Regions from separate parts of the Mus musculus genome. Here region 2 is linked to region 1. The links are chromatin loops, found by intact Hi-C in ENCODE. Cell type or tissue: heart. All regions are shown on one strand.

Region 1 (8,000 bases):
AAAAAAAAGGAAAAAATAAGAAATCTTGGAAGCGTTAAGAGGAGAGCCAAAACACGCAGTCCCCATATAGGCAAGCAAGTATTCTATAAGAACACATGGTGCCGGGCATTGGTGGCGCATGACTTTAGTCCCAGCACTCAGGAGGCAGAGGCAGGTGGATTTCTGACTTCGAGGCCAGCCTGGTCTACAGAGTGAGTTCCAGGACAGCCAGGGCTACACAGAGAAACCCTGTTTCGAGAAAACAAAAACAAAAAAAAACAACAAGAACAAAAACAAAAAAAAGAACACACGGACAACCATAGGTTAGCTCCACCTGTGATAATTTATCAGCCTTCTATTACAAAATGAAAGACTACAAAGTTCCATTAGACAATGCAGAGCTTTGTAACTTATCCCCAGGAAGATATCACACATAAAAGGATGCTTAGAGCTCTTTAAAAAACTGAGGCAAGAGTGAGGACATACTGAATGACAGATAAGGGAAAGAGCCTGTAGGTTGCTGTCAGTTCTCTGACAACCATCACCCCACTGGCTTCCAGACCACCTCACTCTCACTTAACAGGTAGAGTGAAGACTTGGACATATTATTCCAATGCTAACTCTACCTGGGCACCATTGAATAACTGAAATGAGCAATGGTGAGAAAGATGCCAACACTGGTACTTAATTTGTTGCTACAGAAAACAAAAATTCCAGACTATTGTATGAGTCCGATCTCATTATTCCCCATCAGGAAAATACCTAATGACCAAACCCTTCATGGGTCCCTACTGCTTACTGCCTTGGTCAGCATGTAAGAAAGACCCTTGGTGATCTAATTTCCTGGTTACTTCTGCAATCTCATCAAACAAACAGTAATTAAACCATGTTCAATTTCTTTAAGTGTATCCAACGTACCTCTTTTCAAGCAGCAGTTCATCTGCCTACACCAATATGCCGGATTCTACTCTGTCTACATTCAACCCAAACTCCTATTCCTCATTGAGTCTGTGTACACCTTACCCTGAAAGGCTTCTGCAAACCACCTGAGAAGGATCACTCCCTGGCACCATCAGTCCACACTTACAAATGTCTGCACATTTCGGCAAACAATTTCCTACACTAACTCTTGAGTGTTCTATGAGCACAGATTCTGTTCTGGATCTCTGTAGCTAACTGGGTCTAATCTGAAGGACTGGTTTTCCCACTAGAAGAAATTAATCATGAGCACAGAGAACACAGTGATACAAGCACCTGTCTCTACATTTCAGCAGGAAAGATAAAGAAATTCTAAGATGGCTCTAGAAAAACCAAACAATTATGTAAAGGCAGGCACAGGGCACATGAAGGCTTCCATCATCTTCAATGACTGCCCTTTTCATCTCCCCAGCCCCATTCCAGTCTGAATACGGAATCCTCTAATGAACAGGGATAGCAGCAATAACCTACTATAAAGGGAGAACCAACACTCTGATCATTTTTATTGCTAAGGTGTGTGTGTGGGGGGGGGGGGGTTGATAAAAGGTAATATTGCGTAATTCATTTTTATTTACACAAATTTAATTGTGTAATCAATATATATTTAATTATATGTTGAAATTGTTCTTGACATAGTACTTTTACAATCATTAGAAAATGTTAAGTTGCTGAAAAATAGTGCATGACATTACTGAGAAACATCGCCGGGAGCTTCAGTTTGGACACTCCAAAGTCACTTAAAAGGGAGTATTTATCTGTGGTACTTGCATACACACACATGTGCCAGTGTGCTTGCATGTATTCATAAGCTTGAAAGGGGCTTTTTAAAAATCAGCGTTCAGAACAAGTGAATTAATGCCATTCAAAATGATTTCACGGTTTAAATCCACAAAACAAAGGACCTTAATAATGGCAAAGACTTGGTACCTTCATAAAAACAAAAGTAGTTTATAAATCATGCCCTACAAAATGAAACAAATGGGAACAAAATTTGGTCTTAATACTCAGAAACCATTCTGTTACAAGAAAGACGAAGACTTTATCATTGGACCCCTTTCTGTCTAGTAGTGACTCTTCTCAAGACAGCATTGCTTATTCTGCCTCGGAACAGGTTTTACAACTTCTAGGTAATTCATGACCTGTTCTAGAATAATTACGGCCACGTAACATCTTACACATAACCGAGAGCATTTAGATTTTTTTTTTCACGCCTACGGGGAGGAGGGGAAGCTGTGTGTATGTGTAAAAATTTCAGAAACCCGTGCACCTGAATACTCACTCATTCTAAGTCTTGACGAACAGAAATCAGAGCCAAGTCAGACAACGTGAAGGTGCATTGGCATAGACAAGAGGAAGGTAAACAGTGCAAAACTCCTGTTTCGTGTTAAACAAACGGAAAGTTTTGGGTTCTCGGGGAGACACTTTCTTGGGGCTAATCAGACCTAAAAGATGGTTCGCTGAGACCGGAAAGGCCCGCAAACAGATTGCAGGAATATGTTTTCACCTTGGTTGGCTAAAAGCTGCACACGCGTGGGATTCCTGGCCATCGGGTGCGTCCCCTGCCCGGGCTCCGGGTCCCCAGATCCGAGTTCTACCCCGAACCCTATCCAGATCTCAATCTGGACTTGCCAGCGCCGCGTCCACCCTCCCGCCGGCCTCACCTTGGTTACAAAAAAGGCTCCACAGTTTAGCGAAGATCAGCCCCATCATGAGCCCCGGACGGGACAGACTTCCTGGGCAGCACTCGGCGGCAGGTGCCGCGGCGCCCGCGGTGGAACCGAGGGGAAGCCGATCCGGAGCCGCGGAGCCTCAAGAGTCCAGCGAAGCTTTGGTCCTCCGCGGAGCCGGGAACCGCCGCAGACTCCTTTGTTCGCAGCGCGCTGAGCCCAGCCCCGACCCGTAGTCGCTCGGTCTGCGCCCACCTACCCTGCACAGCCTGGGCTGGCCACGAGCCCCGCCCCCGCCCCGCCTCCCCACCTACGCCCGGGACCACCCATCGCCGGAAGGTCGGCACGTGACGTCGGCGCGCTGACGTCAGCGGGCGCCTGGGACGTGGCGGGTCCTCCCTGTACACTTCCGGTGTGCGGATGGTGGGCGGGCTTGGCGTCTGCGGAGGCGGGGTGTGGCCGATCTGGGGATTTCCTCGGCGCGCGCTCCCTCTCCTGCCACTCTGAAGAAACGCGGACTGAGGTCCAGAGCAGCGGTCATCCCCGAGGCCTGGCCACCGCGTCCCTCGCTGCTGACCGCCTGAGGAACCTCAGCTGGCGCGGTCCTCTGACTGAAGCGGAGGAGTGGGTTTCCGTTCCTGTCCCAGTGTTGGGATTCTAGCGTGATTCTTAATTCTGAATGGAATTGATAGGGACGTGCGTGCTGGAATGCCTGTAGCCAGGGTCCAGTTAAGTTTCTAAAATCAAAGTGCCATCAGTTTGGCCAAGCGTTAGGTGTGGTAGTTAATCTCAAAATCCTTACCAGTTGAAACTGGAAACTTCATAGGCCAGACTAGTCCTTGAGGCCACCTGGCGGGCCCCACATAACCAGAGAAGAAGCCTGCCAGCCTGACCTTGTAACAAGGTAAACTGTCCCATGACCTATTCCAAATAAAACAAATGAGTATAGCTTAAGATGCCCTGCTAGTGGCCGGGCGTGGTGGCGCACACCTTTAATCCCAGCACTCGGGAGGCAGAAGCACGCGGATTTCTTGAATTCAAGGCCAGCCTGTTCTACAGAGTGAGTTCCAGGACAGCCAGGGCTACACAGAGAAACCCTGTCTCGAAAAACAAAACAAACAAAAAAAAGATGCCCTGCTAGTGCTACACTTCAAAGGACAGTGAAGACTTGAAAACTCGGGTACAAGATCACAACAACTTCTTGATACTAAACCATAGCTCCAGCCTCTCCTACAGAGGAAAAGTTGTACTGATCCTGTTCAAACATAGCTTTAATGATCATCCGTTGGACTACAAATTTGAATGAGTTTGTGGTTGCGCAAACTTATCATTTCTACTTTTGGCCTCATTATTAAAAAGCCGACTTAAGATTCTCTAACGCCCTTTTCAGGTTAGAATTTAGAAATTTGAAAGTTTTGCTAACCTGAAGGAAAAGAAACTTACTCTGACTGAAACAAATGATAGATGCTCACAAATACAGTTGAATATTGCCTAAACTAATAAATGCTGATGCATGTACTGATGTTAGGAAAAAATGGAACTTGTTTATACTGTACATGTGTATTGACTATATATGTATGTATATATATAATACATTATATATACATATATATGTAATGCTTGTCAGAAATGTAATGAAAATAGAAAAATCTGAGCATAAGCGTCTTAAATGTAGCTCAAAAACTAAATACTTTTTCTTTAAATATCCCTTTAAGGTTTTGTTGAGACTAATTTCAGTGTTGCCTTTGGTATACAAGAGGTAATATTGATGTGTATCATGGTGCCACTTGAAAATGAATATAGTTTGAGTTCATGAGATAAGAATAACTTCGTGAAAATATTATGAAATGACAACTTTCAGTGAAGTAGAATCCCATTAAAATGTCTCCAACAAAATATAAGTACTAAATTAGTATAAAATAAACTGAAGTTTCAAGGAAGTAAAATGTTAACTTACAAGGCCTAAAAAAAGGAAAATTATATAGATTAGGAGGAACCAATGTAAACTGACCAGGTGATACTTGGAAAAACTTGATATATTTGGCATTGAGTTCAACTTATTAATCAGTTAAGTTAGATCAGTTTGTACAGGCCTTGAAAAAAAGAGAGTTCAAGAAACTGTGTGTTCTGCCAGCTCAGGAAAAAAAGCCACTCTTCAAAAACATCAAACATTTTCATGTCAATTACAATTTTAATCCAGTTTGCTGATTTCCAGATGAACCAGGGTTGATTGAGTGCCCATACGGAAGTTCTTTTCTGCCATATGGTCGAAGAAATCAATATAATTTCATTCAGGAATATCCTATTAGACACTTTTAGATGCTGTAGATGATTAATTGTTGAAAACAATTTAATATCATTCTTGAAAGTAGAAAAGAATGTATTGATAAATTTCTGATGAAGTTGTTTTAAAATTCACAGAGGTTACACAATACCTTGAGCTTCATAATTTTTGCTAGACCAAAATATCTTTAAGTTTATGACTCTGCTCATATGTGAGCAGTGTGGCTTTTTTCTCTCCTCTGTACTTCTGGGATCACCATAGCAAGCCTCCCCAGAGTTTTCTCCAGTGAGTCTCCCAACAGGTGCTTGGAAGCTGTCACCTTGTGCTTATCATTTGGAGACATGCTTACTGTCTTCCTGGATCCAGGAAAGGCACAGTGGTTTGTAAAATACCCTTTGTAGGATGGTTTTGAAGCTGACCCATTTTGTGCGATGCTCATGGTCCTCTCCTCTTTATAAACAATGTACCCTGCCTTTTGTTACAATCTTGTACTTAGGGCGAGGCCTATTACACATTTATATAACCTCCCATTAAAAACCCGGAAATCTGCACTCCTCCCTTACATAGACGAGTTAACTCCTGATCTGTTTGAATTTGGGTCACTTAGTTCTTCCTTGCAGAGTGAAGACTCTTGACAACCATTCCTCCAACATGGGTATAAACATATCTTAACACGTAGTGAAGGTTGCCCTTTTCCTACACTCTTTAAGTCAGTTCATGTAATTTGTTTGGTCTGTAGTAACACTATAAAGTATGAAATATTATATCCACTTAATGGATCCGAAAAATGAAATATAAGAACTTTAATAATTTGCCCATGGCTGCAAGAACTGGAATATGAACCACAGCAGTCTAGATCTCTAGTAAAATTCTTAACAATTAAGAAGTTACTCACTCAACAACCTGATAAGCCCCATATTCTAAAGTTAAAAGCATTTTATTTTCAGAATCTTTACTGTTTTGTTTCTTTCTCAAATGTTAAGTACACATTCAGGACCAAAGAGCTGGTATTTAGGCTTGTAGTAGCTGGACTGCTAAGTCTTCAGAGAGGTCTGGCTTGCAGGGAGTTTAGTCCTTAGTGTTTCATAATAGCAGCAGGAGAAATGAGGAAATCCCAGTAAGGTGTGGATTATAATTTATAGAACTAATGATGAATCAGTCCAAACGTTTGTGTGCTTAATTCTGGCAGCATTTTGAACCAGATTCTATTCATTTATTCATTCATTTGGCTTTCCAAACACTGTAAGTTCTAATTTGTAGTTTCTCAGATGAGGCCAATTGTATTAGAAAAGCTGAATATTGTATTGACAGGATTAGATTTGTGGCTAAATGGATATGCAAAGATATTACGTTATCTTTACAGAACTCTTAAGATTATCAGGAGGGGGTGGGTGTTAGAAATGCCTATAATTCTGTCTCTCACAAGGTTGAGACAGTAGGATTGTGAATCAAGAAGCGCCTGGGCTAAATAGGGATGTTTGTCTTCAAAAATAAACAATTAAAGAAATGAATGGGACTAAGTAGAAATTCTAGTTAGTAAAGTGCTTGCCATGAAAGCACGACGACCTGATTTTTAGATGCCCAGCACTTGGATTCATCATCATCATCATCATGGTCGTCATCATCCAGCTGAGCCAGGAGTGTGAGCCAGTAATTCCTGCTCTGGGGAGGCAGAGACATGACGTGCAGATCCCTTGAGCTTGCTGCCGGTCAGTCAATCCAGTTAAGTCAGCCAGCTCCAGATTCAGTGAGAGACCTTATCCCAAAAATGAAAGCTGCGAGTAATTGTGAGTGCACATCAATGTCTGGTTTCCACATATATGTGCACATATGTACATCTGGACCTGCACACACACACACACACACACACTCACACACACAAACACACACACTCATACAAGAGAAAAGCATTGAAAGAAAAAGAAGTTTCCTGTAATGGAGAAGTGTAGAATCCAGAATTAAGTCAGTCCCCCAGATCAATCTGAAATAAAATCCTCAGAGATAAAATGAGGTCATAACCAAACTTAAAATGATGATATCACATCATATTTATTTCTCCCACCGGTCCCTGCTTGGGGGCCCATACTACCCCTTTAAAGATCTAAAGTCTCTGTGACATTTGCATGTTTATATAGGAGTCTTCCATTGCTTAGACAGAACATCTCCACTCTACTAACTGCAGATTTACCACATGTTTTCTGGTCACTGTTCAAGTGTTCTGAAGTAGTGAACTACTTTATATCAAATGCATATTTAACAACAGTTTCCTTTTCTATTTCACAAAGGTTTGATTAGTCATTCAGGGAGTGCCCTTTATATGTCAAACAATGAGTATTCTATGTGGAAATGAAATTTCTCCCACATGGACTTTCAAGTTCAAGTTTTCTTTATTTTTTTAAAGACTTCAACTATATCTAGTGTCAAGGTTACTACAAAGTTGTCTGTTGAAATTCCTTTGTGTGGGTGGTCTAGCCCTCTGAATCCTGGGCAAAGCATTCCATGTTGCACCAAGATGTCATTTACCTGTTCTCCCTGCCTGAATGCAGCAGAACAGGCTACCCTTCCCAGGTCAGACTGTGCTTGGTGACAGCAAGGATAGAGTGCACATAGACACATAACCTTTCCCAGAGTTTGATTCACCTGTGCCCCCTTGGCTGCTTTTATATTGGGTAGCTCTATGAAACTAGTTTTATGTTAACTGCTGTAGATTCATATCACAGCCATATAAAATAGTGTGGTGGTTCCTGGAGGGGAGGCTGCCTGTCCTGCTGTAAGCAAGCCTAGCAAACTAATGTATTTCTTCAATTTGGACTTGTCAAGTTTTTCTTCAGCCACATCACTCTTATTTGGGGGTGAATAGATGTTTATGTCCTGTCAGGCATGTCATGCAACACTTAACACCTGTGTCCCAGACACATTCTGTTAGTTTCAGGTGATGAAGTCAGGAAGGAATCCCATGCATTGACCACAGATACATGATCTTGTGGAAAAACTGGGTACTTGTTTTAGAAACTGGCTTACTGGTCTATAGCCTATTTTCTTTTTCTGAGATTGTGGAAAGTTATTACAACTCTTGGAACTTTCTTTTACTC
Region 2 (8,000 bases), 1.0 Mb after region 1:
TCTCTGGGGACCCTGTACTCAGTCCAGTAGATGACTGTGAGCATCCACTTCTGTATTTGCCAGGCACAGGAGACAGCCATGTCAGGGTCCTGTCAGCAAAAATTTGCTGGCATATGCAATAGTGTCTGGGTTTGGTGGTTGTTTATGGGATGGATCCCTGGGTGGGGCAGTCTCTGGATAGTCCTTCCTTCTGTATCAGCTCTGAACTTTGTCTCTGTAACTCCTTCCATGGGTATTTTGTTCCCTTTTCTAAGGATTGAAGTATCCACACTTTGATATTCCTTCTTCTTGAGTTTCATGTGTTTTGCAAATTGTATCTTGGGTATTCTGAGCTTCTGGAAAAATATCCACTTATCAGTGATTGCATATCATGTGTGTTCTTTTGTGACTGGGTTACCTCTCTCAGGATGATATCATCCAAATCCATTCATTTGCTGAGTAGTACTCCATTGTGTAAATGTATATTTTCTGTATCTTCCTCTGTTGAGGGACATCTGGGTTCTTTCCAGAGTCTGGCTGTTATAAATAAGGCTTCTATGAACATAGTGGAGTATGTGTCCTTATTACAATTTGGAACATCTTCTGGGTATATGCCCAGGAGAGGTATTGCTGGATCTTCTGGTAGTACTATGTTCAATTTTCTGAGGAACTGCCAGACTGATTTCCAGAGTGGTTGTACCAGCTTGCAATCCCACCCTTTCCTGGCTTTTGAAAAGTGGTTTAACTAAGGTTTATAACACCCAAATTTGTAAATAGCCTCTTTATAACCAATAATAGTTTATAATAAGTATACTCTTCCCCAGTTTATAGCTCAACTTTGGACTTTCCCTCTTTCCTGTAACAGTGAGTCTAACTCCTACTAACTGCCACAGGCTGGTTAAGTGGATATCCCGCATCTGCCGGCTAGTCTGGGTTGGGAGCCAGTCCGTGCTTGGGTCTGCAGCTGACAGATTATGAAGGATCTTTGAAAAGAAGACGCTCCAAGGAGTCTGTTCCTTAAAGCAATTCGCATGCAACGATTTCTTAGAAAGTTTTAAAGGCAATTCAGTGTTTAACACCGAAATGTGCAGATGCTCGCTGTAGGGAGGATTACAGGAGGAAAAGCCTCTCCATTCTCCAGTTCCCTGGACTTGGTCTGCTTATCTGAACATCACACTAAAGTAAGATTTAAAATATTCCTTCTAATGTTATATTCAGTTGCACACGCTGACTGTTTATTCTAGCATGTGAATATTTTCATGATCAATTTTGTTATGTACAAAATAATTCTTTAGATTGAAGTTCTTATAACACACTATCTAGAGAGCAGAAGGCTTTTAATTAAAAAGTTTTGGTTTTCAACTCTCAGGCTATCAATCTCCGTAATCACGCCCATAGTGAAGGAGGCTTTAGATTCTGTGTAGGCCTTAAGGGGCCTTCTTGACATCCATAAAAGGAAAGAGATTATTAAATCAACTCCGTGGCAGGAAAGGTGTTATGTAACTAACACATCTTATTACTCCAAAATACAGAATATATTTTAAATTTATTCATAAGATTATTTTCCCTATCCACTCTAAAATACTGCTCATGGACTGGAGAGATGGCTCAGTGGTTAAGAGCACTGGCTGCTCTTCTAGAGGTCCTGAGTTCAAGTCCCAGCAACCACATGGCGGCTTATGACTATCTATGAAGGGATCTTCTGGCATGACTCCTACACTTAAAAAAAAAAAAGGAAAACAACAAATAAATAAACTTAAAAAATAAATAAAAACCCAAATTTATAAAATACTGCTCATGAGGATATACCCTCATTTCCCCTCATCCATATTAGCTATTTACAACTAGTACACAATAAATTATTCATTTTCAAAGAGATAGCTTAGTAAATCTGTTGTTACATATTCCTAAGTATTTAATATTTTTCCAAAATGTTACATTTTGCACTTTGTATAAACCATCATTATTGTGAAAATGAGGTACAATCTTGGGCCCAGTTCTGTGGTTTGCACTAATCTCAGCCAAATGGCTAAGAAGTGACTTAAAAGGAGTGCTTGGAAGGGAGATGATTTATTGACCATGGAACAAACCCCACCTCTGCCATTACATTGGGATTAATGACAACACTAATTTGTAAATATACACTTTATATATAATTTAATATATAAATATGTAGTATATTTATATATTTAATATATTTAATTTATACATATTTTAACTTGGTGTGAAAACAGAAATCACAACAGCCTCTGTTTAGTTTTGGTCTTTCTTCCCCACAGACATTAATAACTTCAAGCAATGCTGTTACTGCTAATTTTTTTCCTTTCTAATTTCATAGAAAATAATCATACATTACATATGTTGTTTGGCCTCTTTAGCTCAGCAAAACCTTTATGAGATTCATTTTTGTTGACTGGCTGGCTGCTCATCTTCTTATTCTGCTGAGTAATATCGTACTAAACGAGTACACTACCATTTGTCTACTCATACATGTGTTAATGGACATGTGGGTTATTTTTAGTTTAGGGCTACTATGACTAAACTGTTATGAATACCCGTGTCTAATTCATTGTGTGGGCATATGTTTTTGTTTACCTTGGTTAAATACAAAGGAGGAAATTGCTCAGCCATATGACAACTAAACGTGTTGATCTTTTAAATAAATTGATAAATTGTTTTCCAAAGCAGTGTTCTCTTTAGCCCCGTGAAGAAGGCCAGTTGCTACACACCCTTGCCAGCCCTTTGAAATGTTAGCCACTTTAATTCAAAATTTCCCTACTCCTAGTGAAGCCAGCAGCTACGAGCGTGGCACTGATGAGTTCTTCCTTCCCGTGTGCTCTACATTCTCTTATTTGCTAAAAACAGACAAACAAAAGCAGACTCCTTTATTGAATTAAACATACTTTATTTTACTTGTGTGTGGTGTGTCTTTCTGTGTGTATGCCGTGTGTGGGTTCCCGAGGAGGCCAGGAAAGTGGATTAGATACTCAGGAACTGGAGTTTCAGGGCTGTGAAACCACTGACCCGGGTCCTAGGAGCCAAACTCGGGTCCTCTGGAAGAGCAGCAGGCACTTTAAACTGCTGAGCTCTCTTCCTAGCCCCTGTCCTATCGAATTATAAAGACTCATCATATACTCTTGTTACTTGAATGTATGGTGAATATTCACTTTTAAAATTGTTTTTGGAATAGATTTTTACATTTTAATGTAAAATTTTAAGTCTTCTTTCCTTTCCTCTTTCCTTCCCTCCTTCCTTCCTTTCTTTATGATAGTTGTACCTAAGAAGTCTTTGCCTTTTTTCCTAACATCAGAGATTCTGTTTTCTTCTTGTTTCATATGCTTGCTTCTGTGTTTAATTCTATGATCACCTTGAAGTTAGCACATAGCCATGATGTAAGATTCATTTTTTCTGTGGTTGTCCAGTTGCTCCACTCATTGAAAAGATTAAAATTCCCACACTGAATTGCTTCAGGTTATGGTGTATTTGAACTCTGCAGTCACATTGGTCCACAATTCCCTTCTGCTTACTATTCTAGGTTGACCATTGTAGTTTCATAGTGAGGTTTATAATAAATAGGCTATGCACATGCTCCTAGTTCTTCCTATACATGTTCATGGATCTGTAGGTTTTAGCTTTTCAAATAAAACCTGCTGGCATCTGGAGAGAACTGACATTGTAACATTTTGAGATTTAGAGGCCTGTTGTGTCATATGGCAGTGATTTAATGTTCAGTGTACAGGGCCGGCACCTGCTTTAGTAAATTTATCCCTAGTACACTTTCCACTTGGAAGGTTTTACTTAACCCCACTTCCCCTGACATTTCTGAAACTGGACGGGTAATCCTCCCATTTCACATCCACAACAATGTGCACACCCAGGGGAGTTCATGGACAAACCTATAGTCATTTCTCCCCTCTGACAGTGTTGCCCTTTGCAAAATGTCTTTCTCTCATTATAAGCAAGATGCCTGAAAAGTACTAATATGCATACTTCAGTTGACAAACAGTATCAAGTCAGTACTTGATTTTGATGGATCATTTCCTTAACCCTATCTCTCTATGAGGTTTACCATTTTATTTTCTTTTGCAGAAATGTAGGCATACACAAACTTCTAAATTCCCAGACTGGTGGAGTCAGGAATTTGGGGGTTGAATTTCAGTAAACTGACTCTAGGCTGCTTGCTTAGCCACACTCTATAAAGGGAAAGGAAAGGGGGCTATTACCAGAATGGTTCTTGAGAAGAAGAGAGAAAAAGGGGAGATTAAATGTGGAGAGCCATTGGGCACTTCTTCCCAGCAGGACAGGAAACTTGTTAACACCATGGCTGGATTTCCTGTCAGTATCCTAACACCTATCCCTCTTTGCCTACGTCCTTTCTCCCAGCTTCCTTTAGAACAGATCTCTAGAACCCATGACATCCGTCTGACCCAGTAATGAAAGGCATGGGGCAAGGCTAGGCCGGAGTTGCTTCTCCAGAAACTCGGGAGAGCGAGCATTTGGTAGGGAGACCCTGCTCTCGGGGCAAAACCCCTGCCACCTCGGGTGCACTCGCTCTATCTGGACAAGGCTCTCCAGCGGGGCACCCACTGCCAGGGCGCACGTCGCTCGCGTCTCTCTAGGAAGAGGTCGCAGCCAGTGCGGACAGCTCTCCCGCGGGAGCGCGCCGCGTGACACTGCCTGGAAGCCATGACCCCGGCTGGCCCACCCCGGGGCTAGGGCCCTGAGCGCGCGCTCCCGAGAGGCGGCGCCGGGGCGGGGCGCGCGGCCGGGGGCGCGCTCCTCCCCCTCGCGGGAGGCCGGGCAGGCGGCGCCGACCCCCCGCGCGTCGCACATGGAGCGCTGGACCGAGGCGGCGGCCGCGGGCAGCGGCACTTCAGTGGCGCGCTCAGCCGGCCCCTCCCGCTCCTGTGCGCTGCTCCTCCGGGTCCGCGTGCGCGGTCACCATGGCGTCCAGTGAGGAGGACGGCACCAACGGCGCCTCCGAGGCCAGCGACGAGAAGGAAGCCGCCGGCAAGCGGAGACGCCTAGGCTTACTGGCCACCGCCTGGCTCACCTTCTACAATATCGCCATGACGGCCGGGTACGTGCGCGCGAAGGTCCTTCCACGCTCCGCAAGCACCAGTGCGGTCCCTCAGCGATCCGGGCTCGGGGACGCGGGGAGCGCGCTCTCGCGGGGCTGCTGGGGGTCGAGGGCGCGCGCACGGGGATGGAACGGAAGCGCACGGGGGAACTGTCAGGGGTCTAGGCGGAGGCGCGCGACGGTGGCGGGGGCTTTTGGAGCGAGAGCGCGCGTGTCGGCCAACTGGGGGTCGCGGCCCCGTAGGCGCACATGGAGCGGGACAGCGCGTGTGCCCGGCCACTTGCGATCGGAGCACTCTGGGAGAGTGGCCGGGGCGCAGAGAGCAAGAGCGCGCGTGCTGGGCCCTAGGTGGTCGCGGCGCGGCGGGGGCGCGCGGCGCAGTGGGGGAGGGGCGTAGCGGGGTTGAATGGAGCGGGGCGGGGCGGGGCGGCCAGCCGCCGCTCGCTGGGCATTGCCTAATACGGTGCACGGTGTGGCGCGGCGGCACGGGGCGCGGGCCGGAGGTTAAGTATAGACCCGGGCAGGAATGTGGGGCCGACCCACGGGGCAGGCGACTGCGGCTCGGCCGCCTCCGCCTGCTGTTGAAGAAACGGCCCGGTCTATTCACCCGAGCCGGGAGCTGTCCGCTGGCTGTGGGCACCGGACCCTGGCCGTGTGGTTCCTGGTGCTGTGGATTGCTGGGCAGTGTCTTCACCTACTGTTTTTTCTTCACCTACTGTTTTTGTTTTAAGCATGGCACTTAGAAATGCCCACTTGGGACTTTGTTTGAAACATCTGGAACAGGGCAGATAATCAGCATCTTTCTGGCCTTGTCCTTTCCAGATTACCGACTACCCACCCTACTCCCCATCTCTGGCCTCCCCCCAGACCTAGTGTGAGTAGGAAGTTAGGATCAAAGGGCTATCAAATGACTTATGGGTCTACTGTGACCGAAACCCATTATGAAAATGTCCTTTGCTGTCTTGCCTTTAGAAAGAGTTACTTTCTCAATATCTTCTCACGTTTTAAGTTAGAGGATTGTGAAGAAACCTTTAGTATTTAAAAGTCTCTGAAGCTTATAGAAAAAATGTGAACGTGTAAAAAAATGTGATTCTATTTAACAAATGTTCCTGTCGATCATCTAGTATATATTATACTACTGAACATCAAATATAATTAGTTCGTAGATATGTATTTATTGGGGGTTACTGTGTGCCAGGGACTGTGCTGGTTCCTTTGGCTGTCTTCTAATTTTTAGTTTTCTGCAATCCTGTGAGGGGTACAGAATAATATTTTAGAGTGAGGTATGGAGAGACCCCCAAGTCACTGGCTGGAGATCACAACCAGAAAGTGTCAGGCATGGATTTCCTCTGAGACTCACTCCAGAGTTGTGCAACCTCATCTTCTTGCTGCCCTGAATTCCAGACCTTTGAAAGTTCAGAAAAGCAAACAGCCTTAGAACAACTGGCAGATGGTTCAATGCCCACCATACTCTGTTGCCTCAAAATGCAGCAGGGTCTGGGAGCGGCCGGTTTCCTCTGAGACTTGCTCACCAAGTGAGTAAACGTTTTTGGAATACTCACCTTATGTTAGTTGATTGGCTGGCCCTTCCCTGTCCAGTCTGCTTTCCATTTTTAAGACCACGTTATTGTTTCAAAAATGAAAACTTGCTGCACAATCCCAGTTTAAGATCTTGATTGAGAAAGTTAAAATAATCCCCGGGTGGCCGGCTCCCATCCTAAGGAACTTGGGATGTGCTCATCGACAACCATTTTCACAGATTCCCGTACTACCCAGTTTACCTTTCCAGTGTTCTTGCCTTTGAAACCCCCTGACTCTGTTTTTCAGGATGCGTTTTACAGTTCTCTTTGTCTTTGCTGTTCCCTCTTTCTGTGATGTCATCCTTTTCTTGTGGCTGCAGCAGTACCTTTGAACTTTTCTAGGCTCCCCTGCCTAGAGGGGCTTTGTGTCCTCACACTTTAGTCCTGCTGTGCCCTCCTTTCTGCAAGCCAGTGCTTATTCTAAGTGTGTCTGTCTTTTTACTGAGAGGGACCACTGTTTATCAAGGCAGATTACCCAGTAGTTCTATGAGCCCCCATAGATAAGCTTTCATATTTTCTTATTTACCCTTCAGGTTTATGCCCAGGCACCTTCTGTGATGTACTAGCACACCCTGACTCTTTGATTTTTTTCCGTCCCACTTGTTGTCACTCAACCATACCATGATTGTACTAATTCTTCATTGTAAGTTCCAGGAAGTAATAAATACTTATTGAATGAATGAATGAGTGAATGGGTGATGAATATCTTATAGAACATTGGTGATGAATGTCTGTTGTATAAGGCCCTGTTTCCGCTTGATACTCAATTACGACATTCTAATTTTCAAATTATACTTTTTATTGTTATGTAAGACTGTATAGAAGAAATGTACAATTATTGATTAAGTCAGGCCCTATGGACATTTTAAAGTTCCCTTACCCTGACCCTTGGAATAATTAGTGGCTTTCGGCAAATCCAGAGTGGAGGCACCTTTAAAGGATGGAGAGATTTGTATTATATAAATATATAAGTTTATATATATATATATATATATACATATATATGTATATATGGCTTACTCATAATGGGTTCTTGACTATAGTAGTGAGCATCTGTGCTTTGCTTGCCAACGAACGCTTCTGACCCTATAGATGCTAATGCATTTTCTCAGGTCATGTGGGTAATGTAAGAGCTGTAAGACATATATCCCAGGCTCATCCCTGAAGAAGGACAACCTGGACATTTACACGTAGACACCAACTGCAATAAAGACAGAATAGAATGAGTGCATACAAAACAGGAGCCAGAGGACTGAGAGGACAGGGAGACTGAGAGAAACTTCTGTGAAGGAGATGAAAGCATTTGAATCGATCTTTGAAGGCTAAGCTGGGTTTGCCAGACACGGTTGAGGAGACAGCCT

Evidence for each region. A loop is a pair of places that touch in the nucleus more often than their neighbours do. Peaks named below come from ENCODE experiments on the same cell type or tissue, not always from the same donor. Only the 100,000 strongest peaks of a DNase experiment are listed, where the experiment ranks them.
Region 2: a loop joins it to region 1, with 2.9 times the contacts of the local background. A loop is called at or near these places in 4 of 42 quality-filtered maps.

Annotation. Positions count from the first base shown.
Region 1 is chr2:15,050,193-15,058,192 of GRCm38, reverse strand. It overlaps Arl5b (ADP-ribosylation factor-like 5B), which reads right to left and starts at 2,873. Exons shown (of 6, transcript NM_029466.5): 1 at 2,619-2,873. The coding sequence starts at 2,664. It also overlaps a transcript of Nsun6 not described here. In heart, a CTCF peak has its summit at 3,125; a DNase peak (open chromatin) is centred at 2,952; H3K4me3 peaks cover 2,956 bases; H3K27ac peaks cover 2,183 bases.
Region 2 is chr2:14,052,790-14,060,789 of GRCm38, reverse strand. It overlaps Hacd1 (3-hydroxyacyl-CoA dehydratase 1), which reads left to right and starts at 4,755. Exons shown (of 7, transcript NM_013935.3): 1 at 4,755-5,059. The coding sequence starts at 4,923. In heart, no CTCF peak of the experiment used is centred here; DNase peaks (open chromatin) are centred at 4,659, 5,129 and 5,439; H3K4me3 peaks cover 3,032 bases; H3K27ac peaks cover 3,201 bases.